Linked DNA regions of Mus musculus: region 2 is linked to region 1. A link is a loop called in an ENCODE intact Hi-C map of the cell type or tissue named here. Cell type or tissue: heart. All regions are shown on one strand. Links, peaks and the distances in the headings refer to the core of each region. The heading gives the core; the rest is flanking DNA.

Evidence for each region. Hi-C counts contacts between places; a loop is a spot of excess contacts. Peaks named below come from ENCODE experiments on the same cell type or tissue, not always from the same donor. Only the 100,000 strongest peaks of a DNase experiment are listed, where the experiment ranks them.
Region 2: a loop joins it to region 1, with 4 times the contacts of the local background. A loop is called at or near these places in 4 of 42 quality-filtered maps.

The regions. Positions count from the first base shown.
Region 1 is chr2:12,915,373-12,932,140 of GRCm38, reverse strand. It overlaps Pter (phosphotriesterase related), which reads right to left and starts at 8,100. Exons shown (of 6, transcript NM_001305437.1): 1 at 7,943-8,100. In heart, for the core only: no CTCF peak of the experiment used is centred there; a DNase peak (open chromatin) is centred at 8,210; H3K4me3 peaks cover 1,256 bases; H3K27ac peaks cover 1,532 bases.
Region 2 is chr2:13,228,535-13,245,302 of GRCm38, reverse strand. Rsu1 (Ras suppressor protein 1) reads left to right here. Exons shown (of 9, transcript NM_009105.4): 3 at 3,508-3,558. Among named protein-coding and RNA genes, the nearest start is that of Rsu1, 34 kb to the left of the region's middle. In heart, for the core only: a CTCF peak has its summit at 7,552 (motif pointing right); DNase peaks (open chromatin) are centred at 7,582 and 9,412.

The DNA.
Region 1 (16,768 bases), core at 3,410-11,409:
AGACTGAATTCAAGAAACCGCATCCCAAGACTCTGAAAAGATAGCAGAAGAGTACTGAGTTGTGGAAGTCATGGACATCACATTTAGCTATGAAAGGCATTATCAGAGCCTCCTTACATAAGGGTTCCAGCAGTGCTTTCTAGGTGGAGCAGCTGTTAATGTGTACTGGTTACACACTCTTCATTGTTGTGACCTGACCAGAAGCAATAAAAAAAGGGAAGAAACTATTCTGGCTCATGGTTTGAGAGTGCATCCCTTCATAGTGGAGAAAGCATGCCAGGAGAATCGTGAGGCAGCTGGTGGCATCGTGGCACAATCAGGAAGCAGAGAGTGATGAATGCTGGTGCTCAGCTTACTTTCTCCTTTCTCTCTCTCTCTCCCTCTTTTTTTTAAAGATATTTTCTTCATTTACATTTCAAATGTTATCCTGAAAGTTCACTATACCCTTCCCCCGCCCTTCTCCCCTATCCACCCACTCCCACTTCTTGGCTCTGGCGTTCCCCTCTACTGAGGCATATAAAGTTTGTTTGACCAAGGGGCCTCTCTTCCCAATGATAGCCAAGTAGGCCATCTTCTGCTACATATGCAGCTAGAGATTTGAGCTCTGGGGGTACTGGTTAGTTCATATTATTGTTCCACTTATAGGGTTGCAGACCCCTTCAGCTCCTTGGGTACTTTCTCTAGCTCCTCCATTGGGGGCCCTGTGTTCCATGCTATAGATGACTGTGAGCATCCACTTCTGTGTTTGCCTTTACCTCTTTTTATTCAGTCTGTGACCCCAGGCCAGGAGATGGTGCTGCCCACATTCAGGGTGAGTCTTCTGCACTTAAGCTTCTTCAGAAATTCCCTCAGTAAAAAAAATGCTTGTATGCCTACTAGGTGATCCCAGGTTCAATATGGTTAAAAATGAAAATTGACAATCACAGAACTAAAGCCATTGTTCTTATGTAAGAATTATTTGACTTATGCATGTAAACTTCATCTCATTCAGGCTCGTAAGTGTCATATCTTGTATCACTGAGGGCTACACATATCATCCCTTTCTTTTTCTCTCCTTTTGTTTTCTTTTTACTTACTTAGGCCCAACCTAGCTTAGAATTTACTATGTGCCCAGGAGAACATTTGATTTAGAGAAAAAACTTGGATAAAAAATGCTTGCAAATTACTAAAAAATAAATAAATAAATAAATAAATAACCGTTGCTAAGGCATAAAGTTGACTATATATAGTATACTATATATATATGTAGAGAGAGAGAGACTGTCTAATAAATTCTGCCTAATTCACTGAGTGATATTGCTTCATTTTTATCTAATTACTTCAATGTTAAGTCACAAGCATAAAGTTTCCTTTCAAATAACATTCAAGAGAAGTTCCTGAATAAAGTACACTCCAGAGATTTGCATTCATCACTTAGCAGCTTGCAAACCATAGTACACTGGAATTACCCTGTCCCCCAGTATCCACGCATTTGAATTTCTGACCTGCAGTGCCTCAGAACAAGAGTACTTGTTGAAAGGGTCTTTCAGAGGAACTTTGCTGAACAATGTTGCCAAGGTAGCACTAACCCAACAGGACTGGGTGTTTTCATAAGAAGATATCAGAACACAGACATGCAGGGGGGAGGGGGCGATGCACAGACACAGGAAGAAGTCTGCCAGCCAAAGAGAAGGGCCCCAGGAGAAGACAATCCATCTGAGTGGAGCTTGAACTTCCAGTCACTTGATTGTGAGAAAATCCAGTTCTGTTTTTTAAGCCACCCAGTTTGTGGTATTTTGTTATGGGAGAGTGAACAAACAAATGTAGTCCAATACTGGGGGCCATCTAATCTAAACTACAGAAAAGCCCTTTAGCTACTCCTGGATGTCTAGAGTTCTATAAATGGAGTGTTGATGTTGTAGGAAAGGCAGGCCAGACTGTGTCATTCAATGGAACACAATGTGACAGATTTTGATGGCATCAGGTGGGAGTTGAAGGCATGGCCTTAGACAAAATAAACCAGGAAGCTAAGTAGAAAGTTAAACAGCTATCACATAATGTAAGTATCAATGGTATGATGGGAACTGGACAGAACTGGGGTGAGGACTATAGGCTATTAGAGATAAGACTGAAAGCATTTAACTTCCCAGATGTGTAAGCTACTAAAAAAAAGGAGATGCTAGCAGTGTGATGGCGTGAGTGAGAAATAGATTTAAGAGTTCAGGAAAATACTTAGAATGTTTTAAAGGTCAGTACATATATAGTTTGTATACAGAGTTAATAGTAAGCAACATCAGGATAGAAATTTTAGTTGATTCTCAATAATATTGAAGATTTTGTGGAGGCATGGTTTAAATACACAAAAGAGCATTAAATTAACAACAATATTTACCAATGTTCTGTTCAAAATGCTTTTCAAACACTAAATAATTACCCAATTAAGCCACTGTAGGATAAACTGTTACTACTGCAGATTTAGTGAAAAAGATTAATAATTATTATTTTAACAGTTTCTGTGAAGTAGGACAGTGTTTACTGTATAGAACTAAGCTCACCTCACACCATCTTAATGAGGAGGGAGCAGAAGAAACAAAAGGCTGATTATCTACATGAACTCAGTAAAATAAATAAATAAATAAATAAGTAAATAAATAAATAAATAAATAAAGAGTTGCTTAAGAACCAAGAGCCATGGCCTGTAACAGAGAATTTAATATGCAAAGCTGAGATCAAAGTTGGCAGAAGGCTGTTTATGAATATTGTCAATACTGGATATCACAGACTGACAATAGAGAATCTTTGGTCATTCCCTGAACAACATAATTCATCAAAACAGTGCTCGGGGGCACTCACGTCCAAGCGATTTATCACCATCTTATCACTCGTTTGAATACAAGAAGGGGGAGTGTTGATTTTTGACCCCTAGGGAGGATGGATTTATAGCTGGCAACCCTCAGAATGCAGCCAGGCTCTGCCCAAAGCAAACTGTTCTTGCTTCACTTTGGTTTAAGTTCCAGTCAAAGAGAGCACAATGCCTACAGGATTCAAGGAGCAAAGCCCAGATCGGATACTCTCATATCCAAGTAAAGGTAGTCAGGAAATCATATTTTAAATGTCGTTTAAACTGCATTGGAAAAATAATATTAGTCAACGGTGAGTACACATGATTCATTTCAAATGTCCTTTGGTGACGAATCAGTTTTGGAAATGCATCAACTGGTAACTACATTTGGGAAGGACTTGCTCTTCACAATTCATCCATGATTATTACTCCCTATTGGAAAATGTGGCAGCATGCTAAATAAATAATGTGTGTTGTGTGTGTGTATATATATATGTGTGTGTATATATGTATATATGTGTATATATATATATGTGTGTGTGTGTGTTTAAATAAAAATGGGAGCCTTGATTTCTACCCTTACTAGGTATTGAGTCTGTATGTATTTTTACTTCAACCTGGTTATGTTTGAAGAATATAACTAAGCACCTAAATGTTGTTCATTCTCCCTTTGTTTACAATCATAAAGGTGACTAGGGAACTGTGGGATCCAGTGCACCCATTATTCTCCCAACGCTGAAATGAACAACTGTCACAAGAAAAGTCTTGTACAGCACCTTCCATGAGGCTCTCTGGGTATCTGGTAAATTGGGTACAGAAATTCCTGGATGCATGGGGCTCGGACCTCCTGCAGTCTTAAAGGCAAGGCTCTCTGGGTGAGGGTGCAGGAACACATTCTTCAACCCCAGAGGTCAAAGACAACAAAAGTGTATTTGCAAGCCACTTCATATATCTAATGCTATGTGACAGCACAAGTTGTCAACTTGATAAGAACCTAGGACTGCTTAGAAGACAAGGCTCCAGGCACATTTGTGAGGAATTAGTTTGATTCGATTAGTTGTGGGCCATGCCTGTCTGGGATTCTTTTGATGACCCCTCCTAGAAGTGCTATCATTTCTTTGGCTAAGATGCTGACTGAGCACCAGCATCCATGATCCGTGTTCTGCATGCTGACCATAGTTGCAACACAACCTGGGATCTTTCTGCCCTGCCTTCCTCACTGTGATATGAAGTATCCTAAACTCTGAGCCAAAAGGAACCCAGCTTTCCTTCAGTTGCTTTTTCCAGGGTGCCTCAACAATAAAACTAAGCAATTCCCAGAGAGTAACATGTGGCTCAATGAATCTCTTTCATCTTAATCTTGCTCTGTGAGGGTGTTTCCAGAGAAGAGAAACTGATGGGGGAGCCTTCCCTGAGTGCAGGCAAGCAGATTTTCACTGGCTAGGGTCGTAGACTGAATAAAAGGAAGAAAGGGAAAAGCCAGTTGAGCAGCAACATTCATCTCTCTACTTCCTGACTGTGACCACAACATAACCAGTTATCACATGTTTCTATTGCCATGCCTTCTCTGTCTCAATGAACTGTACCCTCAAACTATGAGCCAGAAAGGAAAAAGAAAAGCCTCCTCCTGCAGCAGGATTTTTCCTGTCCAACTATATTAGGGCAGCAGGAGGCCTGTGATTGGACAGGGAAAAGGGAAACAGAGTTAAGAGTTGCAGAGTCAGAGAGTGTCTTTGGAGAGAAAAGAAGGCCAAGATAGAGGTGGATGTGAGCCAGTGTGGCTTTAATCAGTCACAGGTAGTTATGATATCATTAAGATTAGAATAATTTGGATAAAGCTTTTATCATCATTAATTGGTTCTGAAATTATTGTATTGGCATCCTGTAATTGAGAATTTATTGATACATAAATCTGATTGGTTAATTATACACTTTAAGAGTTAATTATAAGCTTTAAGAGTTTTCATTCTACCAGGTAAATGGGTGTTGTTATGGCTGACTGTAGGGTGGACAGTCATTGTGTGGGGCTGGCGGCATCGGCTCAGGAGCTCTGGTCCAGAGAGACCGCCAAGTTGAGATCACCCAGCTGGAGCAGAAAGTAGCTCTACCTAGTGTGGGAACTTGTCGCGATTTGTAATATTTCCTGCAAAATCTTTCTTTTACTTGCTTCTTGTCTGGTATTTGGTCAAAGAGACAGAAAAAAATGAAACCTACACATTACAGGTCTTACTATGAACCACATGTCTTCTATCTTTTCCCCTATTGGTCCATCTTTTTAATCATTATTAGCCTGAATATCATGGTTTTTGAAGTGGCAAACTAAGACTAATCTTTGATTTTCCCCATTTTCTTTCCCAACCACACTCAACAGTAAGTTCAATGGAATCAAGATCTAAACTACTCAACAGATGCGCTCATTCAGTAAATCCTTAAGAGCCTCATTTACATATGACACAACATCAGTCAGGAGAAAATAGTCCCAGGTCACAGAAAACACAAGGAGACTTGAGCCTTCGGCCAGCTTGGGCTCCATAGTAAAGTATCAAACATCAGGGTCTACATAGAGAGATCCCATCTCTCTCATGCCTACTACAGTCCTCAAAACAAGACGTTCTTATAAGAGGGAATAAATAAATAACAAGGTTATAGATGCAGTGTGCGGTGGGGGAGTTAGCAATATGGGGGGGGGGAGAAGGAGGTCATCGGGAAGACAGCGAATGCCAACTCACAAGAGGGCACAGTGGGGTTAAAGTAAACATGGCGATGCTCTAGCAATCATGTGACACTTCACCTCCACCACCACTGACATCACCTGAGCCACCCTCAGCTTCTGCTTTTTCTTCAACATACCCACCTTCATGTCACTCCTCTGTGCCATGATGAACACTGAAATATACAGTCCTTTCCGAATGGCACAAATCCCTACCTAACCTGCTCCCACTCGAATCTCCAACTTCATTTTGAGTCAGACGCTGAAACCTTCCAGAAGTTCCTAGAATCCCTCAGATTTGCTCATGCTTTTCCTGCCCTAGTCGGTCCCAGTAAAAGGGACATCTCTAAGTCCTTCTGATCTTCCTACATCTGAATCTGAATTGGTGAGACCATTCCATCACCAAACCTAAAGCGCACACTCTGCTCTTACCCATCACAGCCCCTGACTTACAGGTTGGAGCTGCACACTAATTTAATCTGATATTAATATGTACATTTATTTGGTGGCTCCTTCACTCCCAAACAGAATATAAACTCAAGAGTCTGCTGCCTTTATTTCTCTTGCTCTCATTACAATCCCCAGGAGCACTCAGGCACAGAATACATATTTATTGATTGAATAAAGTAACCCTTTCTGGCCACCTTGTAATTTCAACACCAGATGTGACCAAAACACCATTAACTAAAAGCAGTATCTTATTTTCATAAATCCATAGAGTATTAGGTTGAGTAACAACTTGGAGATCAATGAACGTCTATGTACCTAGGAAAGATAAGCAATGTGTACAGAGCTCTGTGACTACAGAACTGGAACCAGAGAGAGGCCTCATAGGTCCAAGTTCTTCCAATCAGCAGCCATTTCCTTTCTCTTTAAAATAAGATTATTTTATTCTTTTATTGTTGGGGTTGCACACTGGGCTTTATGCATGCTAGGCCAGTACAGCACAGGGTCTTACTCTGTAGCCCAATCTGGCTTGGGACTTGAAATTCTCCCTCCTTAGCCTCCTGAGTAGCTGGCATTGGTGTACCAAGCCAGAGATGATTCTTATATTGTAGCCCAATTCATGATATATACATTGGAGGGAGGACCTGCCAATAATATTCAAGGTGGAGATAGTCTAAGAGATAAGAGGACAGGCTTTGGAGTCAGGAAAAACAAAACAAAACAAAACAAAAACCACTCCTCCTAACACCTTCCAGCTGTATTGCTTGAACATTCTGTATAGGATTTTGCTCATCCATACCATGAAGCTATCTGGCAAGGCTGTGTAATTAATTAGACTTTAGAGTTTAGGTAAATTTCAAAAAATAAGTACTTGGACATCCCTAGGATTCAGGAACCAGGAACAGAAATAAAATCTGTTTCCTCTTTGACTCCAAAACTACATATACTATGTTTCAGTTACTTTGATAATTTTAAAGTAACATCCAGCCTCCATAAATAAAATCATAATTTCATAAAGACACACTAGCAGAATCTGGTGTTCAAATTATCCTTTTGAAAATTGTCATCTGACTGATTGATAGTCAGAAATAGTCTGATCTTTTTCTTTTCGGTGCGCACTGCGATTCTCTCTCTTTCTCTCTCTCTTTCCCCCTCTCCCTCCTTGTCTCCTCTCTTCTTCCCTTTCCTTTTTCTTTTCTTTCTTTTTTTTTTTTTTTTGGCGTGAATTCATTATTTATAGAATGGCACCAGGCCTCAAGGATACTGTTGGACATCCATCCATCCCTTCTGTCTATGTAAACTAAAATGGAATGGTCCAAGTGGTTGTCTAGTCCCCGGGACCACTCATTCTTTCTTTGTCGCAACGAAAGCAGTATCCTTGAGTACAAAAAGTAAACGCTTGTTAGTCACTCCATGTCGGAGGAGATTTGAAGATGTCTGCCCTGGCAGGTATCACTATATCTAAGGCATCTTTACAGCCACCACTCAGAATCAGGGCGTATAAACTTTGCTCAGATATCTAAGGAGTCACATTTAAGTGTTGCAATACAGCTACAAGAAGGTAAACAATCCAGGAGAAAGTGGATTCTGCTGTTGAAGTTTGTTAAAGAAACCGGAGCAGGGAACAGATGCCTCCACCTTCCATTTCAGCCCATGTAGGGAGAGCAAAGCTACTGCAACAGGTCCCTAGAGTTCAGCAGTCAGACAGAACCGAGCAAGTACAGCACGGGACCTGCTCAGGGCCTCGAGCTTTCAAATCAGACTTTGGGAGACCTGAGGTTGGGGGAAGGTCAGCGCCCTCTGAGCCCAAGTCAGTTCTCCAAGGCTCCTGAAGCCAGGCCCCATGGTCTTTGCAACTCCGGGACCTCCAGAGAAAGGTGGCAGGGCCGCTTCCCCTTTCCCAGGGTGCCGCTCCACGTGGCTGCTTGCAGGACAAGCCCTGAGTTCCAGGCCTAAGTCCTCACCTTTCCTACCAGGTCCACAGCTACTTAACCAGCTCCGGGGCTTCCTTCATTCCGCGCTGTGCGCCGCCTTCTCCCCCTGGGAACTTGACTTGAGCTAGGTCGGCTTCCCCTCCCTTTGGGAAGTTGTCTCTCTCTTCCACCCCCACCCCCACCGCATCATCGCCTCACCCTGCCGCCGTCCCCTCCCTCCGATCCTCCCACTTTGCATGTCCACTAGCCTTTTCCCCGCCCACTGACCCTAAGTCACTCCCACTCAGATTTAAAACCACTCCCTGTGAGCCCGCGCCAGCTCTGAAACCCCGCCCATTAGGTTTCTGCTCTGACAGGGAGGATTTTAAGTCCAGGCTGAACTCCCACCAGCTGGAGGCCCTACTCAGGAGCAAGCCTGAAGTTTGCAGCTAAACTGCTCTCAGAGGCTGAGTTAAGAGCCCACCCAGTCTACATCCTAATTATCCCATTTCTCTTTGGCTCAGCTGATGTGAAATCCCCAAGGAGAAAGTAAGCTACTGGATTTTGCCCAGGTCTCAATTACAGACTCCTTGAGTAATTTTTTTTTCCTGTGTCCTCCAAGACAAGCACTGCCAATTTGATGTCATGCTGCGTTTTGTATCCCTATGATTAACACAGGGAATTCTGGCTTTCTCTCTTTTGTTGATTGTTTTGTTTTGGTTTTTTTTTTTCGTTTTCCTGGACCTGCTTGCTGCATTTAAAACTTGAGTGCTGTACTAGACCACATGAAGCAGCCCTACTACTTGGCATCACTGAACCAAGCTCAGTCAATATGCACTAGTCTGCAAATCATGGTCTTAGGAGCCGCTGTCACCATACAAAGTCTTACCTGTCTGCATTGAACTCCCATTTCATTTTAATCTGAAATCCGAGGAAGAGGAAGAACTTAGAGCAGTCATTTCTAAGGAAGACAGGTTTAGAGCTAAGAATCAATGGCTTATGAAGGCAGTTCTGTTACACTTGGAAACCAACCTGTTTCTGCTTAACGTTTAAAAATAGAGTTTTACTTGTTTAAAGGTTGTTACATTGTATTGTGTGTAGGTGAAAACGGTTTTCCTCGGAATTTCTTTCACTATATGGGTTCTGGGATGGAATTCAGATGGGCAAATCACCTTTATCTGCGAAGCCAGTCTGCAGGCAGTTTTTCTCTGATTACAGACAAGGAAACAGACTTAGAGAAGGCTCTTCAAGTTCTAGGCCAGGACTAAACTGCAGTTTAGTTTATATCAACCATGGTACCATATCTTCTTAGGGAGCTTTGATTGGAAGGCAGAAAATACTTTTATTTAAGTCAGAAGGAAAGAAAGAAGGAAAGTTACACAGTTCCCTTCTCTTTCTTTCCTCGATTACTTCTCTTTTTAAGCAATGCTACAGTAGGAGAAGCCCTTGATAAGGGGGTTAGTAAGGGGCAGATATTGAGAAAAATTTAGCTAGGTAAATCCTAGAATAAACATAGGGTCTCAAACTAAGAGAGGGGGAGAATAAATGTGGAAGTTAGGAAGAGCAGAATGCCCTCCCATGAGTAAGTCTTGCCTTTGCGTCCTGGGAGACTTGAATATTGTTCCCATGAGTGGGGCTCACACTGGGATGATATAATGAATAGATGGGTCGAGGGAGGCTTCTGGCGTGATTTCAGGGCTGGCTACCACTGTTCATTGCTCACACGGTAACCATGAAGCCGTATAAAAGTGTGCCTGGCAATGGTTGTTACGGAGAGGCCTAAGAGTCCATTACTTATTATGTTCTGTATTTTAGCAGTCCACTCTCCCAGGGATGAAATTATGCACAAGGTTCATGTTAAAAACGGACTTCAGTTTTTTTCCTTTAGGGAAATGATAAAGTTCTCTACCGCCCACATTAAACCCACCGAGCAGCATTCAGATTTCACATGCGGACTCTTTCTTCTGTGGCATTTTACACCTTAAAAAGATCGCAGGAAAGGAGAATGACCATAAGCTTTCATTATCATTAAGGGAATCATGAAATCGCAAATTAATATGTAAACCATTTATTTATATTTAAACACCCCTCCCCTCAGTAAAGTGCGACCATAGACAACTGTGAAACACTCTAGCATGTTGGGTCTAACTGTATATTGTTGTCTTGATGTATATTGTATGTTATTTGTATGCTGCTGCAAGTTGAATAACGAATAACGTCGAAGTTTAAAAATAAATTAAATAGTGGCTGGAGAGATGCTCATCTCTTACTCTTATAGAGGACCCCAGTTCAGTTTCCAGAACCCAGGCTGGGCATCTCACAGCTTCATGTAACTCCAGTTCCAGAGGCTCCAACATCATTCTCTGACTTCCTTAGGCACCTTTACTGACACGTACAGACCCATACACAGACACACATATATATAAAAATAATAAGATATTTATTTACTGTGATTTCATATATAAGTATTATATTGGCATTATTTCCCCTGTCTTGTTCTCCCTACAACTTCTCCCATGTACTACTCTCATTTCCTTCTCAAATACACGGCTTCTGAATTTTTGATGATTATTTTCATATATCCACATACATTATAAGTATAATCTGCTGAGTTAGCTTAGTTTCACTCATATGTTATATGTTACACTCATATGTTATATGTGTGTAGACCACTTGGGTTGCACCAGTTGTTTGGGAGCTCTTTCCTGGAAAAGATTGGTTCTTCCTCTCTCAATAGTCATTCATTTTAACACTTCATCTATGAGTAAGACCATGTGAGATTTCTCACACTCATGTGGGCATGTCACTTGGTATTGTCATTATTGAGCCTTGTTTAGGCAGCCACGCTGTTGACATTTTATGGGTGGGCACAACTTCCCTGTCACATGTAGAATATGCTATGTCACAGCAGATATCCTGCATCTGTTTAAAAATATAAAATAAAAAAAAAAAAACCAAACCCTTTTGCTGACCTCAGAATCTATTAGCTTTGTATATAATGAAACAAGAATAACAGCCGTGAAATGCTGTGCTGTTTAACTCTCAATGGTAACCTAACATCAGCTTGGGCTCCTCTTCAGTGTTTAGTCTTTCTTTCTGGGGAAACTTCCCTTGGACATATGTTTGAATCCTGGGGTAACAATGCCCATGATGAAATACTGAAGTTTAAAAACTCACATCATTAAGGAACCAAAGGTTTTTAAATCACCCTCACAGTTAAGGATTCAGTTCAAACGCATTCTCATTTCTACAGTGTTTGCTTTCCACTTTCACTGGGTCTTTGACTTTCAACCGTGCCTGTACTCAGCCATGCTAAATTGGCAGAGAGAGGATGAGATCAAACCCAGACCTTCATAGCCCCTTGCTGTCTGGGTTAACATGCAAGAAATACTCAGGTTTTTCATAATCCGGGTGAATTGTTTTAATTATGTACACAGTTTCTAGAAACACTCAGGAAGACAAAACCTAGAGTAATCCAGAAAAGCATCAGGAGACGAGATGGGGAGCACAGACGAGGTAAAGCGCATCTGCTGTAAATGCTGCCACTGTAGAGCATAGTTGTTAATTAGGCATTATCGTCTATGGCAGCTTGAGATGTTCTTAGTTTCAACTTTGATCATAGTGTAGTGAACCTCGTGAACCATTCCTATCATTTCTAGGAAACGTAGTGGCGACCAATGCATAAAAGGAGCAGAACCAAACGCTCAGCATGTAATTTTTATGTTCAATTTCTATTCATCATATAATCTTCCCCAGAGTAAGTATTTAATGTATTTTTATCTTCCTGTTCAATAATGAAGTAAGGCTTGTGTGTTCAGGATCCTGAATTCAATCACCAGTACTTCAAATAATAATCATCATAACAATGAAATAATGGAAAAATAAATTAAAAATCATTTTGGGTATTAAAATTAAGTTGAAAACACATAATCTTCCAGTTGAGTGAAACTTTTACTGAGTAGAATGTCTGTAGGTAATTAGACAATCTTTCTTAGGGATCATTGGCCAGTTTGTATTAAAAGATATTTTGGCACAGCCAGGAACATCAATCATGCCTCTAATCCCAGCACCCAAAAGGCCAAGGCAGAGAGAATCACAAGTGATTTTGAGGTAAGCCAGGGCTGCCTTGGAAAACCAAACCACACCCTCTTGTGAAAAAGTTCCTTAAGAAAAGAAAGAAAGGAAGCAATGTTACCACATAATTCAGCAAGTTCTCTTCTTGGTATATAGCTGTACTGGCTAGTCTTGTGTGTCAAGTTGGCACAAGCGAGAGTCATCAGAGAGGAACAGGTCTCAGTTGAGGAAATGCCTCCATGAAGTCCAGGTATAAGACATTTTCTCCATTGGTGATCAGTAGGAGAGGACCCATCTCATGTTGGGTGGTTCTGTCTCAGGGCTGATGATCGTGAGTTCTCTAAGAAAGCAGACTGAGCAACACATAGGGAGCAAGCAAGTAAGCAGCACCCCTCTGTGGCCTTTGCATCAACGGCTGCCTCCAAAATCCTATTCTCTTTGAGTTCTTATCCTGATTTCCTTCAGTGGTGAACAGCAAATGTGGAAGTTTATGTGGAACACTTACAGATGGTCCCGCCTCTGGCTGAACTTGGCTTTAATGCCTAGCTCCTCTATTTGCTTGCTGTAGGACTTTACTTTTCTTACTATAGTACCCTCATAATGTTACAATTAAGAATGGAATTCACCTCTGGGAGAAGACATATTACTGTTTTCCTCCTTAAAGTTAATGGAGTTGGATCTGAACCAGTCAGTCACATGGCAAAGGGGCCACTCCTCAGGAAAGCAGGTCCACCTGGGATGAATAATTATCCCTTAATGTTTGTATTGGGAAATCTGCACCCTCAGTGAAGTTGCTTCCTTCCTGAATCCTGACACAGAAAGGTGTAAATTTACCTTCTTCTCTTCTGTCTTTTTGTCTTATGTGCTGTCCAGAGCCTCCATGTTTGGACTTTTCCATCCTTTTGCTAATGCTTTCCACCCATCATTCAGCTATTTGTCTGCCATGTGGCCAAACTCCATGTTGGCTTAACTCAAATAGCTGGACCTTTTTTTCTTTCTCTTTTCCATCTTTCTTCTCTAGGCAGCTGCAGAGATTTATCACTGTCTGCCAATGGGGTTTTCCTTTTAAATTCTAATGAAATTGTCTTAGAACTTTCTTTTGAATTTTTTTGTAAAGTCCATTATTAATGAAATTAGGGACCCAAAGAAGGGTCCCTCATTTTCCCAATAATGTGTTTTAACTCTTCTGGGACTCCCCAAAATTCCTGATAACATTATAAAATGGAAGTACTATTTGGGATAATTTCTGGTTGCCTTTAAGTTTCATTCTTCTTTTCTATCATAATGGTAATATAGTGGAGTTCATGGCTGCTCCATTAAAGATTCTATTTCCCAGCCTTTGTCCAGTTAGGCCTGGCCATGCCACACAATGAGGAAAATTTTATATGTGCTCCAGCTTATGAGGGATGATGAGAATCTAAGAAGCTGCCCTGGGGCAACAGAGAAACTTTACATGTTGAAGCTGGACAAGAGCTTATACCATTCGAGACTGGTGTATAAATTAACTGATAAACTATGTGCAAGCAACTTGTCTGGAATCATCAGGGCTGTATCTGATGTTTTGTAGATGGGAAGAGCAATTACAGTTTAAATTTAAAGAAGTTGAAAAGATCAAGCAGAATTTCATAAGCCATGTGGTTTGAGAGGAACAACTGGGCAATCCTTGAGATAGAGAATTCCAAGAAAACACAATGCAAGGAGTGGCAGGCAGAATCCCAGGGTCCAAGGACCATGAGAAGGTACCTGACACCTAGACTGGCCACAGAGAAATTACAGATTCTGGACTAAGAATATAGGAGTAAGGGTTTAGGAATACCGGCCAACATGTTTTCAGTACAGTGGCATTTGCATAATGACAATAAGAGTAATAAAAATATCATTTATTGGCTGTCTGTATCCCACTCCATATTCTAAAAATGATAGCCTTGGAGGGTGTCTTACAAATACTATTAAGACTTGTCTTTTATAAATTATCAGAGATGTAGAAATTTTTTTTGCCTAAAAATCTTGTAATTAAATTGAGGTTCCAATGTAGGATTTGCTGAAGCTATAGTTAAAACCCCAAGAGCTAGTCAGAAATTCTAGTAATGTGTTCAGTACAGTGCACAGCAGAGGGTTCAATAAAAGTGTGTTATTATTTAGACAGGGGGTTGAATATCTGGTAGAGAAGGCCAGAAGCAAGGTAAGAGTTAACCTGGAGACACAGTGAGGTCAGGCTCCTAATACCCAGTGTGTGAGGTATGGGGTGTGTAGAGGAAGAAGGATGATGAGGGGTAGGAGTTGGGACAGCTCCGTCAGTAAGGAAGGTTGGCTCACATTAAAGAAGCAAGGAGTCACATAGCCAAGCAAGTATTCTTTCTCTTCTATACTGTAGAGAAGAATCTTGAGATTTTGATAACAAGGATGTTAGAAAATCAAGCTAACACTTTCCTTGATTGTCTCAGAATTGGTCACTTTTAGAGCCAGAAGATTAAAAACCAAAACCAAAACCAAAACAAAACAAAAAACTAGTGTCTGGTCATTTCCTCATGGCAGTAAACAAAGAACATCTTTGGGATTTTTTTTTTATTAGATATTTTCTCTATTTACATTTCAAATGTTATCCTCTGTCCTAGTTTTCCCTCTGAAAATCCCCTGTCCCCTCATTCTCCCTGCTCCCCAACCCACCCACTCCCATTCCTGGTCCTGGCATTCCCCTATACTGGGGAATAGAATCTTCACAGGACCTAGGACCTCTCCTCCCATTGATAACCAACTAGGCCATCCTCTGCTACATATATAGCTAGAGCCACAAGTTCTACCATGTGTTTTCTTTGATTGGTGGTTTATTTCCAAGGAGCTCTGGGGGTACTGGTTAGTTCATATTGATGTTCCTCCTATGGGGCTTCAGAAGATGGAAAGATCTCCCATGCTCATAGATTGGCAGGATTAATATAGTAAAAATGTCCATCTTGCCAAAAGCAATCCACAGATTCAATGCAATCCCCATCAAAATTCAAACTTAGTTCTTCATAGAGTTAGAAAGAGCAATTCTGAAATTCATTGGAAAAATTAAAAATAAAACCAGGATAGCAAAAACTAATCTCAAAAATAAAAGCACTTCTGGGGGAATCACCATCCCTGACCTAAAGCTTTACTACAGAGCAATAGGGATAAAAGCTGCACGGTACTGGTACAGTGACAGACAGGTAGATCAATGGAATAGAATTGAAGACCCAGAAACGAACTCACACACCTATGGTCATTTGATCTTTGACAAAGGAGCTAAAACCATCCAGTGGAAAAAAGACAGCATCTTCAACAAATGGTGCTGGGTCAACTGGCGGTAATCATGTAGAAGAATTCAAATTGATCCATTTTTATCTCCTTGTACAAAGCTCAAGTCTAAGTGGATCAAAGAACTCCACATAAAACCAGAGACACCAAAACTTATAGAGGAGAAAGTGGGGAAGAGCCTCAAAGATATGGGCACCGGGGAAAAAATTCTTGAACAGAACAGCAATGGCTTGTGCTGTAAGATCAAGAATCAACAAATGGTACCTCATACAATTTCAAAGCTTCTGTGAGTCAAAGGACACTGTCAATAAGACCAAAAGGCAACTAAGAGATTGGGAAAGGATCTTTACCAATCCTAAATCCAATAGGGGGCTAATATCTAATATATATATAAAGAACTCAAGAAGTTGGACTCCAGAAAACCAAACAACCCTATTAAAAAGTGGGGTACAGAGCTTAACAAAGAATTCTCACCTGAGGTATACCGAATGGCTGAGAAGCACCTAAAAAAAGTTCAACATTCTTAATCATCAGGGAAATGCAAATCAAAACAACCCTGAGATTCCACCTCACACCAGTCATAATGGCTAAGATCGAAAACTCAGGTAACAGCAGATGCTGGCGAGGATGTGGAGAAATAGAAACACTCCTCTATTGTTGGTGGGAATGCAAGCTGGTACAACCACTCTGGAAATCAGTTTAGTGGTTCCTCAGAAAATTGGACATACTTCTACCAGAAGATCCAGCAATACCACTCCTGGGCATATACTCAGAAAATGCTTCAATATGTAATAAGAACACATGCTCCACTATATTCATAGCAGCTTTATTTATAATAGTTAGAAGCTGGAAAGAACCCAGATGTCCCTCAACAGAGGAATGGATACAAAAAACGTGGTACAATTACACAATGGAGTACTACATAGCTATTAAAAACAATGAATTTATGCCGTTCTTATACAAATGGATGGACCTGGAGGATATCTTCCTGAGTGACGTAACCCAATTAGAAAAGAACACACTCTGATAAGTGGATATTAATTAGCCCAGAAGCTCAGAATCCTTCTCAGAAGGGGGAACAAAATACCCATGGAAAGAGTTACAGAGACAAAGTTCGGAGCAGAGATGAAGGCATGACCATCCTGAGACTGCCCCCCTTTGGGATCCATTCCAGAAACAACCACCAAATCCAGACACTATGGCAGATGCCAACAAGAGCCTGATGACAAGAGCCTGATATATAGCGGTCTCCTCATGGGCTCTGACAGTGCCTGGCAAATACAGAAGTGGATGCTCACAATCATCATTGGATGGAGTTCAAGGTCCCCAAAGACATAACTAGAGAAAGTACCTAAGGAGCTGAGATCTTCTTCAATTTCTTTCTTCAGAGACTTGAAGTTCTTGCCATACAAATCTTTCACTTGTTTAGTTAGAGTCACACCAAGATATTTTATATTGTTTGTGACTATTATGAAGAGTGTCGTTTCCCTAAATTCTTTCTTTCTCAGCCCATTTATCCTTTCAATA
Region 2 (16,768 bases), core at 3,952-11,951, 310 kb before region 1:
CCAGGGCAGGTATCCAGGGAGACTTGTTAGTTGTATAGGACATATCTGTTTACATGTTGTAAACCATCAAAGGTATGCAAGAAAGGAGTTTTAGTTCCAGGTTTTAGTTCCAGGGAAGCAAGTTCAGTACCCTTCTATGTTCGACTGGTCATGGACAACCTTAACTCTGGAGCTATAGATCTGTACCCTGAGGTTCCAGGTGACATTTTCAGTGAGTTAGACCATTGCTGTCTAATAAATACATAGTGTAAATCGCATAGAAAGTTTTGGATTTTTCTCCTGGTCATGGTTGATAGAACAGACGTTGCCTGCAGTCATTAGCAGACTGTCTTGTGAGAGGGAAATTGCCTCAGTTGGGAACTGAAAAACAACCAAGTTTACACTTGGGCGAGGACCAGAGCGTCGGTATGCTTTCACATGTCCTTCCTCCCCTGCCGGTCTGGCATGGCTGCGTAAGGGGAGGTGCAACACAGTTCCTGCCCCTGCAACATCACCAGGCCATTGATCTCATGACCCCCATGGGTGCTGGTGGTTGCTCTTGCCCCAAAGTTGATCTGCTGCCTTTCCTATTCTACTTTCAAACTTTCTTTCTGGGAAATACACTTCTCCCATTACTCAGAGCTAATCATGCCATAGTAAATGAAAGAGATGCAGTTTCAGGAATGAGGCTGTGGAAGATATGGAACAGGCCTTCCACTTAGCCTTCAGGGTCATGGGATCTAGACAGTATAATCATAAGGGCCATAAAAGCCTATATGGCATTTTTTGGAAATGGTTCATTGCCAGACATGGCCTTGATTTTGGAATCATGAGAAAGCACATGTACCCTCCGGCCCAATGACTGCTGCATTGATTAGCCAGGATGAATTTAGAGATATCAAGGACAGAGAGTTAGAGTGGTCTCAGGAAAAAAGGGTATGGATGGAAAATATAGGACTTTATATATGATTTAGGAATAAATAGTGTCAGAGGCTATGGAATTGCTAGGATACAGAAATGAAGATTGTAGAATTAAAAAATGATTTAGAAGCATATACAAAGTTAGTATTCTATTTCTCAAGCTGATTGAAGAATTGAAGATAACAGTGCCTGGAAAGAGAGAACTAGAGAGAACTAACTGTTTTACTGTATTACTTAAATAAATTCAAAACTGTGTAAGGAATCATTTTAATTTTAGTAGTCTGTTATCTTTCTGTTTTTATATGAGCATAGTTACTAAAGACTGCTGTCTGCTGGACCAGAAAAATGGAAGAGCTGTGGCCAGCTACCTATGAAGAACAGGCTGTATAAACCTATAAGGAGGTGTGCTTTTGCCTTGTGCTTAGTTCTGTTCTAAAGAAACGGGGGCTGGGAGTATTGATCCAGAACTCCCAGCGTCTATGTACATTTAAGAATTTTTGATAATTATTAACAGTGATTAAAACCTTGATGATATAGCTTTAGTAAATAAAAGCCTGGGTCCAGGCTCTATGAGAGGGCGAAGGCAATAGCATGAGAGGGGAGAGGAATTAAGCTGAAGAATTAAGCTATTAGGCTTAAGCTGAGTTGAAGAATAAAGAAGACTGAGAATCGTCAGGGTACAGAGAGTACCTGAACCAGCAGCTTGCATCTACCACTGAGTCTGAGTTATTACTGAATCAGTATGGTTCCCATTCTCGCCTTTCTCAGGACCCTCCTGGCTGAGGCAGGACCTCGGTACTCCTCCCAGCCCCTCTTGTGCTTACTAGTTACGAAGGACTGCGCAGACAGCCGCACTGTGTGCTCACCGTTGGACCCCTCGTGTCTACATTATCACCCAGGCTGTGGGGTAGGATGCAGCGTGAGCATGCTAGCTCCATGCTCCTGTCACAGAAGCATAGCCACACGGATGAGGGTCAGCGAACAGGAAGGTCCGGGCAGAGAGACTGTAACTACAGTGTTACCTGGCGATCAATACTTACAAAATCAAGGCAAATTTCTTTTAGCTCACAGTTCTGGAGACTCAAGTTCAAGACTGTGCAGATACATCACTCTGGCTCTCTTGTGCAGGTTGTACATTAGGGCGGAAACATGTGTTAGAGTAAATGCCCATCCCAATGCCAGGAACCAAAGAGGGAGATAGGGGAGGTAATGGGGAGGCCAGGTCCATAGCTCCCTAGTTGTACTCACTCCCTTTGACCTCATGAAGGTCCAGAACAGACCCTGATAGTGCTGCCCTGGAAACAAGGCCGGTTATACATGGACCTTTGGGAGCAGGAGGCAGATGTGGACTTGAGAGGTGCTCATCTGAATCATAGCAAAGACACAGTCCAAAATCATCTGCCCAGCAATTTATCAGGATCAAGACAGTAGAATTCAAGGACAAGAGATACTCTGAAATTAAAGGGCTAGCAGGACTTGACATGTAGATTTGAAGTTGGATCCTTTCTTGTAAAGAAATGGGGTATTTATTGGACGGGGGCTCAGATTACATTTGGCCATGATATGGTTTTGATGGTCATGTAGGACCTCTCTTCACCCTGGTATTCCCTGAAGCTTATAAGGTGTCAACTTGATGTTGGTGAACCACACTAGGATGGTTTGCCTTTGTATTTTGAACTTTTCCATAATTATGTTTGACATGAAAACAGGCCATTGGACATCACAGCAGAGGTTATGCTTAGGGGCGGCGTGTACTCTCTGTCTTTTCAGCCTGCTGGGATCTGTTCTTATTATCCCTTTAAACAAAAATTTCTACAGCATTAAAAGAATGTGCTTAGAGACAGAGCATTGGAAGAAGATATGAACCGGCTTCTTATATAAATATACGTTTAGACTTCTGAGTGCCCTGCAAAGTTTTACAACCTGAAGTGGAACATGGCAAGCTAATTTTCCCCCTTCCCCTCACTGTTTGCAACTGTTATGCTCAGCTCATTTTACTCCTTTATACTTAGGGAACTATTGTAGCCATAGGGGAAACAGATAGACTCTCCATCAGAAGACTGAAAACTGGCAAGCAGTAGACATTCCAAATCAATACTTGGATATGTCAACTAAACTACATTTAGAGGCAATCTGGACAGGGTTTACCTCCGATCCTGCAACAATGCGTAGAGGAATTCTGGGAAGGATGATGGGGGTGGGGCTACCCACTGCTGGTCTACTGACACCAGTTTGATATGAAGGTCTCATTCAGCATAGGCAAGGCTTCCAGTTTCTCTCTGCAGTCTCGGACAGTTCTTCTGAGATACACCCTATTGAGATGGATGGTCCAAGTTAGGCCAGCTGACCCAGGTGGTCATGTGAAGCTAAGTGGTCCTTGTAATGTTTGATCCTGTGACATGGATCTCATTAGCTTCAACTTGCCGTGCTAATTGCATGATCGATGGCATGCCTTCTTCATCTGGTTTAACACTCAGCAGACAGTTCTAGCTTGGGTTTTGAGAGGCATTGCCTCAACCTTTGCAAATAATGTTGCAGCCTACCCAGAAGAGAAGGAAGTGTGATTGTAAACATTCCTAACTGCTTGTTTGTTTCTTTCTTTTCCAGTCTCTCTAGCCCACATCACACAACTGGTGCTCAGCCACAACAAGCTAACAAGTGAGTCAAATTTCTCTTCGGTTACATTCCTTCTGATTATGTTATTTCCATTAGAGAAAGTAATGATAACTTACCATTTCAGGGAAAAAGTGAAGTTTATTTAGTCGCACTACTAAGATGTGTATGTTCCCCTACTCTCCTTCAAGAATTCTTCCACGTCCTGTGCCTGCTGGTAGTTCTATTTTTTGATAGACATGTAAGTGCTGTGGTAATAGGAAATGTCTGGCCAGTGTTTAGCTTTTCATGAGGGAAATATTGAGCCGAGTGTGGCAGTATATAACTGTATCCCAGCTACTCAGGAGGCTGAGGCAAGACGGTATCTTTAGCCCACACGTTCAAGTCCAGCCAAGGGTCTCCCCCAGCCCCAAGTCTCAGCAACAAAATAAAACTATTTTAGAATAAAAGTCTTTGTTCTCATCCATATTTCTTCCTCCAGTGGGGAAGATTTCGATGTTGAATGTGCTTTTTGTCCCTGCTTTATAGATGGAGAAAAACTCACAAGATTGTATAAATTGAATATATTTTTCTCCTGTTTGGAGACTGGTTCCTGGGTCCCTTCTGTAGGATTCTCCTGGGCATCAGTGCTGGTTTGGAGTGGTTCCAGGGTCGTAGAATTGATATCTGTTTAAAAGGAATATCTCGAGTGACTGATGGGCCATTTTCTTCTTGGTGGTAAAGCTTTAAAGATTTTAATGACAGGGCCCCACTCTCCTTTCTCATCCCTAATTGACTGTCACCTCTTCCCACGTGCCACATTTCCTGTAGACTTGAGTGATTTCCTAATCATGTGGCAAGCATTTGTTAGGGGGCTTTCCGAGTCTAGTGAAGTTGAGCGGAATGTCACGGTGAGGGATTTGTGTTGTGGATTTATGTGTGCGTGTGCGTTAGACAGAGCTGGAGGCTATGTCACCGAGCTGTTGATTACTGAGAATTAAGAATGGCAGTGAAGGAGGGCCCCTCGTGTGCTGCAAAAAGGCTGATGAAGTCATTTTTAGGCAAAGTGCACATTGGTGAGGACAGGCCAAGTACCATCATTGTCATGTTTAAGTGGCGGTGACCACAGAGGCTGAAAATGAGACCTCTGTGTCACACGTACACTTTGTGTAATGCACATGTCTCGTTGTTATAGCACTTGTTCTTACTGCCCTTGGTAGCCACAATTCCAGGTCAGAGGAGCTTGGCAATTTGTTTTGAAAGGTGCACCACCACGTGATCTCAGAATTCTTTAGGGCTTTGAGCAGGAATTCCCGACACTCCACGTTAGCAGCTTATGAAAACATTAGCTGATTGGCGGGTCTTCTGTGTTCACTATTGCTTATGCAAGACTGTCGGCTGTGGTGCATTTTTATAGACCATCCCTTGATCTAGTCTTCTCAAAAGCATCCCAGTAGCTGTTGTTTGAGTCCTTTACCGTATCTGCACAGACCGAAGCCTTAGGAATCTCCAAGCTATAAGATCTGAGATACATAAGAGAGGGGTAAATGTGGTAAACTGTGCTTCCTGTTAAACAGATTGATTGTGAAGGGACCCAACCTTTGTCTTCTCTCCCTGTTTGCTCCGTCTCCTCGCGTTTGAGATACTCTTGACCTAATCCAGGAAACGTTAATTAATTGTCTTGGTGGGTTCTATTTCAAGCCATCCTGTAGTGCCGTTGACACTCGATCTGTTCCACTAAGGTCAAATTAGCATCTTTTACTATTTTTCTGCCATTTAAACGATGACTTAGCTGCGGTTTTTCAAGTGTTTATAGTAAATATGTCCATTTGACAGCGGTATAAATATGCATTATGTGTTCATGGCTGAGCCCACCCCCTGTCACTTTTTATTCTAATGAGTGTCTTTCACTTTCTGTTGTTTAATAGGGACTGGCTGACAAGGCTACATTAAAACCGCTCAAAAGGCTCAAAAGATAAACCCCTCAGCACTGCTTACTTTTCTCTTGCTAAAGTATTTGTGTTTTTCCAGCACAGTGCCAATGACACCACTCTGACATTTCCGCTCGCCTGATGATGGAAGGAACGACTAGCTTACTCAGTCTGGGACCTTGTTTGGGGCCACACCGTTTGCTTCTGAGTTAACATCTGCTCACTGGGGCACTGGGTTAACAGTCCTTTTTCTATTAGAGGTTTTGACCTCTAAAGATCCACGTGGGGTAATAGAATACAAATGTAGTTATGAATGCTCTAAGGTATCTTCATCATCCCAAGGTCCAGTATCTTTGTGTGCAGAATGTATGTGTATTGTATGTTCATGCACTGTGTTTCTGTGTTCATGTGTGTGAATACATGAATGCTTAGACACCAGAGGTCCAAGCCAGGTGTTCCTCACATGTTCTCTGGTTTTCTTTGTGCACCAGGGTTCCTCACTGAACCTGGAGCCCGCGTATTTGCCTAGCCTGGCTGGTTGGGATCCGCGTGTCTCTACCTCTCGCTCAGGCTGGGATTACAGATGCATAAGCCTCCGTCCATCCTGTCTTCATGTGGATGCCGGGATCTGGACTCAGGTCTTCAGCTTCTGCAGCCAGCGCTTTACCCACTAATCCTTCTCCTCATCTCTAGAATTTTATTTCTAATGTTTTATTTTACCTTAGGCCATTCTTGCTTTATGTAGATCTGATTTTGACATCCTTCTAAAGATTTATTTATTTATTTATTTATTTATTTGCAATGCTGGGGCTGGAACCCAGAGCTTTGTGCATATGGGGCAAGCATTTTGCCACCATGAGCTGCATGCCTTGGTCTGTATGCAGAGATTCGTCAGGTCTTCTGTAACTATGAAACGACGGAAATTAAAAACCTAAGGTCCCAGATATAATTGTTGGTGATTCGTTTTCATCACATGTAAAGCATTTAAATGAAATGTTGATGGAGTCTGGTAAAGTCGTAATGCCGGCAGTAACTTTCTCAGCCATGCTCCAGCCTGTGGTGTGTTTAAGGAGGTGGCGAGGAGGAACAACGTGCTCTGTTTCTTCTGTGTACTCATTTATTTATTTCTATAGTTCTGGGGGTAAGCCAGGTCTTCGTGCTTGCTAGGATAGCACTGGGCTGCTCCAACTGAATGTTAACCTTTTTTTTTTTTTTCCTTTCTTCTTTTTTCTTAACAAGAATCATTTCTGTGTCTAGTTTACCTGGGTAAACTCAAGATTGCTCAAAGGAAGCAGACACTGGATAAGGGAAGCCTGAGAGGAAACGGCGGGCTAGGGCTGAGAGGGGGACCCTTGGATCAGTAGGCCTCTCGGGGATTAGCTGGTGTAGAATCTGCCACCGTCTTCTGCCTTTCTCACCATGTCCTTATTCCCAGCACACTAGATCTTAGTGCCCCAGAGAAACAGTGCATTGTGTCCCGGAGCCTGACATCTGCTTCATCTGTGCAGTCGTGGGTTTGCTCTGTGGTTGAGGGGTGCTGTGTGGTAGTGGTGCTATGATGCTCTGCAGTACTTGTAACTAGGGGAAGCTGGCTGGAAACCACTCCAGGGACCCTTGTTCCTCAGCCGCTTCCTGGGCTCCTGCCTGCTTGAGCTCCATTTTAGCTTCCTGCGTGTGATGGACATGGGGCTGGGGCTTGGGCTGTTCTTTTTTTAAGTCAGATTAGCATTCTCTCAACCCCCACCCCCACCCCCGTATGTATGTGTCCCCAAATTACTCATTGAGGTTGGAAATACCATCTTCTCCTTTTGTATCCCACAGAAGTACTCAAAGCCTGTTGCATATGAAATAGGCACTAATGAAGTAATACCAGTGGAGAAGAGCATCAGTCAGGTGGTGAAGTCCCCCGCAGTTTGGGAGGCCTAGCAAAGAACCTACCTGCTGGGACAGATGCAGTAAGAAGAGAGACAAGTGTTTACCACAGTCCCTGAGTGACTTTGCCATGACCTTCAAAACGCCATTCTTTGTGAGGGCTAGCTCTGAGTCCTAAGCTGGCTCTTTAATTTGGTCCCAAGTTTTCAGAAACTTTAGCCTTATTTCCTTGGGAGACAGTCATTTTAGGGCTTGGCCACTAGAGGTCACTGTTGAGACACACATTAGATTTGGGTACCCCCCCCAGGTCTGGTACCTAAGATTGAAATACAAGTTTGTTTTGTCAGAAGAAATGTTTCTGGCAGCTCTCTGGCTTGGCTTTGTACCACAGGGCATGTTGCTGGTGCCATTTACATAGTGAGGTTTTGTCACATTTACAATAGATCTTTATCAAAAGAGGTGTTTGTTTTTTTGTGTGGTTGTTAAAACTGAAATATATATTCAGTGCCACACACCATTTCCCCCCCTTGAAAAATGCTTTCTTGAGTTAGGAACAATTCTTCTTTCCCCAGTATGTCTAAACAGAAGGAAATGTATTGCTTTCAGCACTGTTCTGTATTGGGTGTTTTTGAAAATTTTCCATAGCAGGACGTTCAACACACACGTCTGTGATGAGGTGTTAATTTACAAATAGCCATTAGAATTGGGAAATATTCATTTGTTCACATTCAGACTGACGTTTGTACTAATACGTGGCATTGTGTAAGGAAGAATGCTGCGTGCTATGAGATGGGTCACCTCCAACATGAGAAAAGAAACGTCTCTAGGCATTCCTTTCAACACGGAAATCCTTAATTTTGGAAAGTGCTTCTGTATAAACATCCATCGGAGAACACTGCAGACAGCTTAAATAAACCAACAGCATCTCTCATGTGTGGCCTCTGCAGGCCAAGCATGGAGCTCCCATCAGTTTGAGCAGTAAACACAGATTGCATCTCTTGTCTTCGCAGTCACTGGGCAACCCTCTGTCTCAGTGTTCCCTAAGTGTGTGGCACTAAATGTGAAATCACCTGATTGGGTACTTTGAACTTTTAACTGTCATGTGGGCTTTTCCTGAGATATTGCCACCTATAGCTGTAGTTTTGGGTCTTAGCTGTGGGCTTTATCTTGTCATTTAATATATTGGAAATGGTTAGGCAGTAAACCCAAGAACTATGAGCCGAATCTGAGTTTCAAAAAAGCGATTTCACATTAGTGATAGCTTAGATAGGAAATTAGTGAACAAGAAAATGTTGGGGTATTTTCTTTAGCAATTTCAACTCTTGTTTGTTTGTTTGTTTTTAGCCAAGGGTGGTATTCTGAGGACATAGAAAGTTAAGACAATGCTCGTAAATTTTATGTAGATGAAGAGGATATGTACCAGGAGTCTCATTGTAAGTGAACTGGGCAGACTAAAGATTAGAAAGAAAAAAAATACAGCAACTTGAAATGTCCAGGTCCAGCTGTAAAGCAGAGAATGGAGCCGGCTTTGCAAATGAGATAAATTGAAAACCTTTCTCATAGCCATAGTAGATTGTTGGGATGAGTGAGAAATATTAACCGTCTCAATTTATAAAAGTGACCTTCAGCGTTCTCCCAAGACCTTGCTGCTCCTGGGTCTGCTGTCCTCCCCCCTTTCATATCTTATCTGTCATCCTGCATGCAAAAGACTCCTGCTCCTGGGCCTGGGTGAAGTTAAAGAGGAGGGGGGATATGCAAAATAAATCTCCTGTGCCATGAATCTGTCTCGTGACAGTATCAAAACAACTTGCTGTTTGCATCTTAACAGAGCACAAATGTATTTATAACACAGAAGCTTTGATCAATAGCTTATTTTTTTAATTAGTGCACATTTATCAGCTTGTTACTGTGCCATCGTTTGAGAGATTGGAGTTGAAAAAGTATGCACACAGTATTTTTGAGCCTGACAGCTATTAATTAAACAATATCTCCCTGTTGGTCCCTGTCGTCAGGTTACCTTGAAAAATTGCCTGCAGTTGGCTGCGTGCTGTTATTTTTGGCTTTAATAAGCAGGCATGTGAGGTCATCACATGTGAGAGTGATCCAGGCCCAGGCTGGTCCACAGGCCTGGGTACAGTCAAAGGAGATTGGCTCCCACGGACCTCACCCTCAGCTGACAGACCATGGTCTTTGCTGTCTGCTTGCTGCTGGCTCTCGTGACATCTCACCCTCACCTGAAAGCCCATGTTTCTTTTGGTCCCTTGGTTGCCAGTTCCACCACCTAAAATGTGCCTACTTTAGTATCCTTTTTCTTGGGACCTGTTCTATGCTAAGGAGGAAGCTCTCTGAAATGCAACATGTTAATCCTCCATGATATAGTTTTAAATGGGAGGGCATCAATCACCACGGCTTGAGTGATATGACAGGCTGTGAGGACAGTCATGTGGGGTAGATAAGCCTGCTACCTTCCAAATTACTGTCCTGTTTCCATCCTAGGGGCTGATCTTGAAGAGGTCAACGCCTGTCAAACAGAAGTGACTTAATAGCAAAATAGAACATGCATACAGTGTTCTCTGATGATGCATGCATACAGTGTTCTCTGATGATGTAGCACCATAACGAGCCAGCCAAGGTTAAATTGAGCACAACAGAAAACACACACACACACACACACACACACGAGAGAGAGAGAGAGAGAGAGAGAGAGAGAGAGAGAGAGAGAGACAGACAGACAGACAGACAGAGACAGAGAGACAGAGAGAGACAGAAAGAACAAAGGAAGTGTGTGTACATAGTCTAGGATGTGCAATATACAGGTGTATGTATTTTAATTATTCTTAAATTATTGAGCTTTGTCGTTGTTTTAAGAATTAAAGCAAAACTGAGCATAGTCGCTTCAGAAGCACACATGGTGCCCGTGATGTCACTGGCTTTGGGTCCTGCTCTCCTGTGATGTCACTGGCTTTGGGTCCTGCTCTGCCCGTACATCAGTTCTTTAAGCCCGCACATCTCAGGTTTGGAAACCGCGGGACTGAGTGAAGGCAGCAGTGGTGTATTTGCAGAGCAGATAGACTTGACGCTGGTTCTTGAAGAAAGTTTTCCAGAGCGTTCAAAAGATGATTTTCTAAATGAATGAGAAGCAGGTATAAAAAGTGCCAGTAGGCGCCACCTGATTTATTAGCTTGAATTTACATTTAAAAATAAGATTGCATTTGTAATCTTAGAGCCCACCCCTAGTCTTGAGTGGAATGTGCCTATACATATATACATATATATTAATTTTTAAGTAATAAAATTCTTGTGACCACTTTCGCTTTCTCTGTTACTCAGTCCAGTAGGACAGACTTGTCCTGGTGTGATTAATTAACTGTTGACAGAATTTTGATTTTCTATTCAGTCTGAACTGTCTTTTGTTTGATTTTTTTTCATAATTTTTATTTTCAGTATCCTTTCTCCTCACCTCTATGTTCCTTCTTCTCTTTATGTTACCACTTTCATCTCTGAAGTCATAGCTCCTATGCCGTCCGTCAGAAAGCTTAGATGAACTCCCCTTGTTTCTGTGAGGCCCTCTTCCCCTTCAAAATAAACCACGACCATGTGGTGTGTAAAACAGAAGGCTCCCCACAGCTCATCAGGCTGTGGGGGACAGCACCCCACATGTGGAGTTAACTGAGAATTAAGCAAGGCGAGAGATAGCATTCATCAAACTGTACCCTCTGTTAAGTGGAGGAATTACACTTAACGTGGTTAAATAATCAGAGTCAGAGGTTCTGATCTTCTGCACCCTGAGCCTCTGCACTGCCATCTCCCCTGGCTACTTCTTTAAGTGATTTATGTGTGCACTTTAACTGTTCCAGGCAAGGGAAACCCAGTGCTTAATGGACCGAACACTTCTGTGGCTCTGATCTTTGTTTCCGTTAGACCAGGCAGACTTGCCAAGGTTGGAGGGTGGTTTGTGTGTCTTGTTCTGTCTCTGGCCATCTTCGTCACCTCCCCTCTCTTCCCTGTTCACGGAATGACCCCTTTCCTCAGCCTCTAAGCACATGGTCTGATAGGCAGAGCACCCCATGCGGCCTCTCCGTGGTCATTCTCAGTTGTAAAGAAAGGCAGAAATGTGGGCAAACGGTGCTCTGAGCAAGTGCTGACGGTTGGACTTAATTAAGTGTTATCTGCCGCTTATTGTTCATAATCACACCTGAACATACATGTGTTCATATACTACATTATATTAACTATACTATTATAGTGTATTACATATAATAAAGCATACACATCAAAGAGGCTGAGCAGGTTGTTTACGCCCCAAGCTTGCTTCCTCTGTTGATGGAGGATGTGTGTCTTTTTAATTTTTGTCTCTTGTTTCTCTTCGTCTTTCTAAACTTTCGAGGTATTTTTTGAAGCAGGATGTCTGTCCTGATCTTCCGTTTCACTGGACGTCACTTCCTCTCCCCGGCTTCCAGAGCCGTTTCTCCTCCTTTGGATGTGATGGTCCCAACCAGCTCCCCAGGCAAAGCTAGCTGCTGATGTGTGACTGAGTTAGTGGGGAACCAAAACCACACCACGTGTGATTAGGAACATATTTCTTTTCTGCTAAGCTAATGCAGACTCTAGGTGCCAGTCAAATTGTGTCTGCTCAGAAGGGAGGCAGTTCACACCCGTCATATCTTTAGGAGTTGCGTGTGGTTGTGCATGCCCTTTTTGTAGCTCAGGGACGTACATTTTTGCCTGTTTGGCTTCATATTACAAACCCACTTTATTGCTTGTTTGTTACAATTTCCTTCTAATTTTTATATAACTGATTGTTCGCTTTGTAGTTGGTAAGAGGGTGACACCACAGTTGTGTGTCTGTGCAGTGGTTAACTCAGGATTTTTTTTTTTTTGTTTTGTTTTGTTTTTGTGGTTTTGTGGTTCATAAAACTATTTAAGCTGCAGAATCCTAAGGAGGCCCATGAAACATGTGTGCCCTTGGGCACTCATGCTCAGCAAATACTTGTTGATTAGCCACAGGTAGAATTACTTTAGTTACCTGTATGTCTAATAATATTTGGGGAGATGGTGGCCTTTATTAAGGTAGGGGCTTAGATAATTGGCGAATTTTTACTTTTACCTTGAGGGCCATCTAAAACCTGTTAAAAGAAAACTTGCTTCAGTGTTTCATAAACTTTATGTTTTTAAATAACCTATAACTACCGTAATTCACTGCTTTAATAGCTGCTTTGGAGAAAATCCCATAAAATCTGTGAAGCACAACATGATTAGTTCAAACTTCAAACTCGAACAGTAATATATAATCACTTCATTATTCACCGTGTGTTTTTGGCCAGAAAGCAAAGGTAATTAATCACCCTAAGTACAAATGACCTTTTTTATTTGCATATAAAATTTCCAGAATCATGTGAGAGTTAAGATCTCTTTTTTACATGGAGTCATTGAAATGGCACCTAAGGCTAGGTAGGATTCCTGGTTTGCTGTAGGAACAGCACATATGTAAGGAGTCTGGACACTGCATCTGGTCGGAATATGGGGCTGGTCTCTAGTTGTGTTGGGTAAGGATTGACGGCTGGCTCTGTGACTTGACTTTCACCAGCAATTCCACACAGACTCTGTAGTGTTGGCGTCATTCAGGCTGCAGAAAATGCTACCTGTCCGTCTTTTCTAGAATGGTTAGATCGCTCCTGTTATATATCCTGAGAAGCCTTGCTTATTTTCACGTATTATCCTGTTGTTGGTAGCATTTCTTTATCTTCCTTGTAGGAACGAGCTAACTTAGTACTCTTCACTACTCTTTACTCTTTCAAAGAAAGGCTGTAAAAGCCTAGAGTGTAACGAAATAACACCACATTTACATTCTTTATTGCAGCATCCAGAATACTTACGTTTACATTTTTATTGGTTATTGTGTGTTCATGGTATGTGTCTGTGTGTGTCTCTCTGCATGTGTATGTGTGTGTCTGTGTGTCTCTGTGTGCATGTCTGTGTGTGTCTCTGAGTATATCTGTGTGTATATTTGTGTATATCTGTTTGTGCACGTGGTGCATATGTATATACACATCTGTGTGTGTCTATGTTTGTGTATATCTGTGTATGTGTCTGTGTGTATGGATCTCTGTGTGTGTGTCTGTGTGTGCATGTCTGTGTGCATCTATGTATGTGAGTATCTGTGTGTGGTAGGGTGGGTAGGACAAACAACATACAAAGTCACTGAATTACTTCAACCAGGAACAAATTCATCATGAGCAAATGTGGTCCAGTAGAGACAGGTCGGGTGTTGTATGGCAACACTTGTGTATGTATCTGTGTGTGTCTCTGTGTGTGTGCGTGATGCGTGTGCGTGTGTGTGTGTCTGGATGTATGTGTGCATGGTGTGTGCTTGTGTGTGTGTGTGTGTATGTGTGTCTTTGTATATCTATCTATATATATATATGTGTGTGTGTGTGTATGTGTGTGTCTGTAAGTCTCTGTATGTGTGTGTTGGGATACACTTGCTATGATGTGCATGGAGGTCAGAGGAGAGCTTTGTGGAGTTGGCTCTCTCCTATCTTTATGTGGGTTCTGGGAAGATCAGACTCAGCGTCTTAGATTTCTGTGCAAATGCTTTACTCCTCAAAGCATGTTGCTGCCCCTCCAACACACCTTTAATGCGCTAGGGTGTTTGAAACAGTGCTGTTTGTTTTCATCTGTTTTGACCTCTCCAGGGTGATATTGTTGGGGGCTTTTGGATCTGGGTTAGGTGGTATCTTTGTGTCCCTGGAAATGGACAGGAGGGGACAGTGTTCAGCCTCCTACCTCAGCAGACATGTGTACCCCCAAAGCTCTTTGTTGTAAGGCAGGCACTCGGCCCTGTGAGGTGCCTGCTCCAGGTTTCCCTCTTCTTGTCCTTGTGGGAATTTGCATTCTATCGGTGGCATCCCATAAAGGAAGTTAAAACTGAACCACGAATCTGCTTCTTTGAAACATATGAGTGTTGGGTTTTGTTTCTCAGCTCAGCAGTCACTGGAGCTCAAAACAGCTCTTGGTTCTTCTGTAAAAGTTATCGGAGTATAACTCGCACAACACTGAAGTTTGGTGGTGGGGCTGTGGGGAAGGTCATCTCCGGATTTTATGCCCTTGCTTCTCATGAAAACCCACGTTCTGTGCTGCTCCTGACTTCCTGGCAGCGTGGGTGTTAACACAGCACACCATCTATTAACTGCCCTTCTGGAACTACAGGAGAACCACTGTCAATACTAACCATATGGTTCTAAAGACCAATCCATGGCTTCCTGACCCCTCCGTGGGCTGCACCTAGGCAGAGCTCCCATCCTTATGTTTTGCTTGATGCCTGCTGTTCCCAGAGCCTGTCATTCTTCAGAGTTTTGTTTCTTAGTTTTGGGAGCCCAAATGCTTTCTGTCAGAAAGTCTCTGGAATGGTGGTACCTGCCCAAGGGAGTCTGCATGATATGTGCTCAACTACCCAACATGCTGTATGTAGTGCAGCCCTGTGTTGCCCTACAACACCTGACCTGTTTCAACTGGACCACACTTGCTCATGATGAATTTGTTCCTGGGTGACATAATTCAGTGACTTTGTATGCTGTCTCTCCTACCCACCCTACTGTTTTCATCAGGAAAATCTCTGTTGAGAAAGCAGGCCTTGACTGGAAATGTTGTCAAGGTAGCATTCAGGTTGGGTGGATTGGTCCCAAAGGCTTTGTTGTTGTTGTTTTGTTTTTCCTTTTTCTGCTTTTCCTCATCCCTCGGGCTCACTTTTGATTTGGATAAGGTTGCTTATATAAAAACTCTCACTCTAATTATGTGATGTGGGCATCAGCATTGAAGAAATGATCTTGATATCACCAAGAGTTTGCAATATTTCCCAATTCAGCATTCCATGGAACCATGAGAAATGCAGGCTCCCGAGTCTGTCCCCACACCACTGAGATAAATGTAGGTCGCTTTGTCTGTGAATATATTGCTAGGAGATTTGTACTCAGTGTCTTAGAGCCCACAACCTTAGAGCAGCACTAGCCAATAGAATGCTCTATAGAGGTGACATGAGGAGTGTAGAAGCCATGGGTCACATGGGCTGCTTGTCCAGCTTTTCAAGTCTGACCAATATGACCAAACACTGAGTTTCTTTTGGCATGTGGTTTCAGTGGCTTCCAGTCTGCCCTAGTTGGATGGGAAGGCATGGTGGAATGACTCAGCCGTGATGACAGAAACATGTGGCATAACATCACATGGCTCTGAACCGGGAAGCAGAGACAGCAGGGTTGGAACCAGGGGCAACCATCTTCAAGGCTTGCTCCTTTTCAACAAGACCACACCTTCTCAACACTCCACAGGCTCCCTGAACAGTGCCATTAGCCAGGAACCAAGTGCTCAAAACCTGAGTCTGTGACAGCATTTGACATCTTAATCATAACCATATTTTTTCCCAGTTTGATTTAACTAGTTTTAAACATCCATATAAATAGAGGTTACCCACTGGGCAGCCCTGCTCCACAGAAGTATTTTTACTGTATGGATAAACTCCCAAAATGTTTTAAGATACATTATCAGCCACCGAATTACGAATTTTCCATCACAGAACAGAGTTCTGCAAGAGTGGACAGCCTTACTTTTCCTTTTGCTGGAACCACTTGCTTCTTGCCAACCGGTTGAATAAAACTCCTCTTCAGAGTCACTGCTTGGCTGTGTAGCTTCTGCCTGTTGTAAACATAAAATGGTGAGGGCCTGGAGAGATGGCTCAGAGGTTAAGAGCATTGGCCTCTCTTCCAGAGGACCCAGGTTGGATTCTCAGCACCCACATGGCAGGTCACAACTGTAACACCAGTTTTAGGGTAACTGAAGCACCCCCCCTCTGGCCTGTACAGATACTAAGTATGCATTTGATGCCTAGACATACACGCAGATAAAATACCATATACATAAAATAAATCTTAAAAATATATCTCATGTGGTGATTGAATGTCCTCTAAGGAGTCGTGCCCTTCCTCGGGAATGGCACTAGTTACTGATTTCTGTCCATGATTTTTAAAGGGAGGTAGAGAGAAGGGGGGCAGTATGAGGCTTCCTGCCCATGGAAGCGTGCTATTAGTGGGCTGGAGCTCACTTTGTAGTTCTTAAACTTGCTCTCCTCCCTCCTGCCTTAGCCTGCTGAGTACTCTATTACAGGTGTGTAACACCATGCTGGCCCTGATAACCTTAGACTCATAAAATGTTGTCCCTCAAAGACAAGCTGACAGGACCTTTCAAGTCTCCCAGGGATCCGTGTGTAACTTTCTGGATACTTTGGAGAATACTTGTTGAATTGCTGAGTCTAGCCAGAAAATAAAATAGACAGGCCTCCAAGGTAATGTTCAGGGTTTTGTTTTTGATTTCCTTTAAATAAAACTTGAAGGAAGAGACAGAGCTGTGGTGGGTGGGTTAGTCTGAGATTGTTAGGAACCCGAGAAAGTACTCTCAAACAGGCCCTGGGCTTAATATCTGGA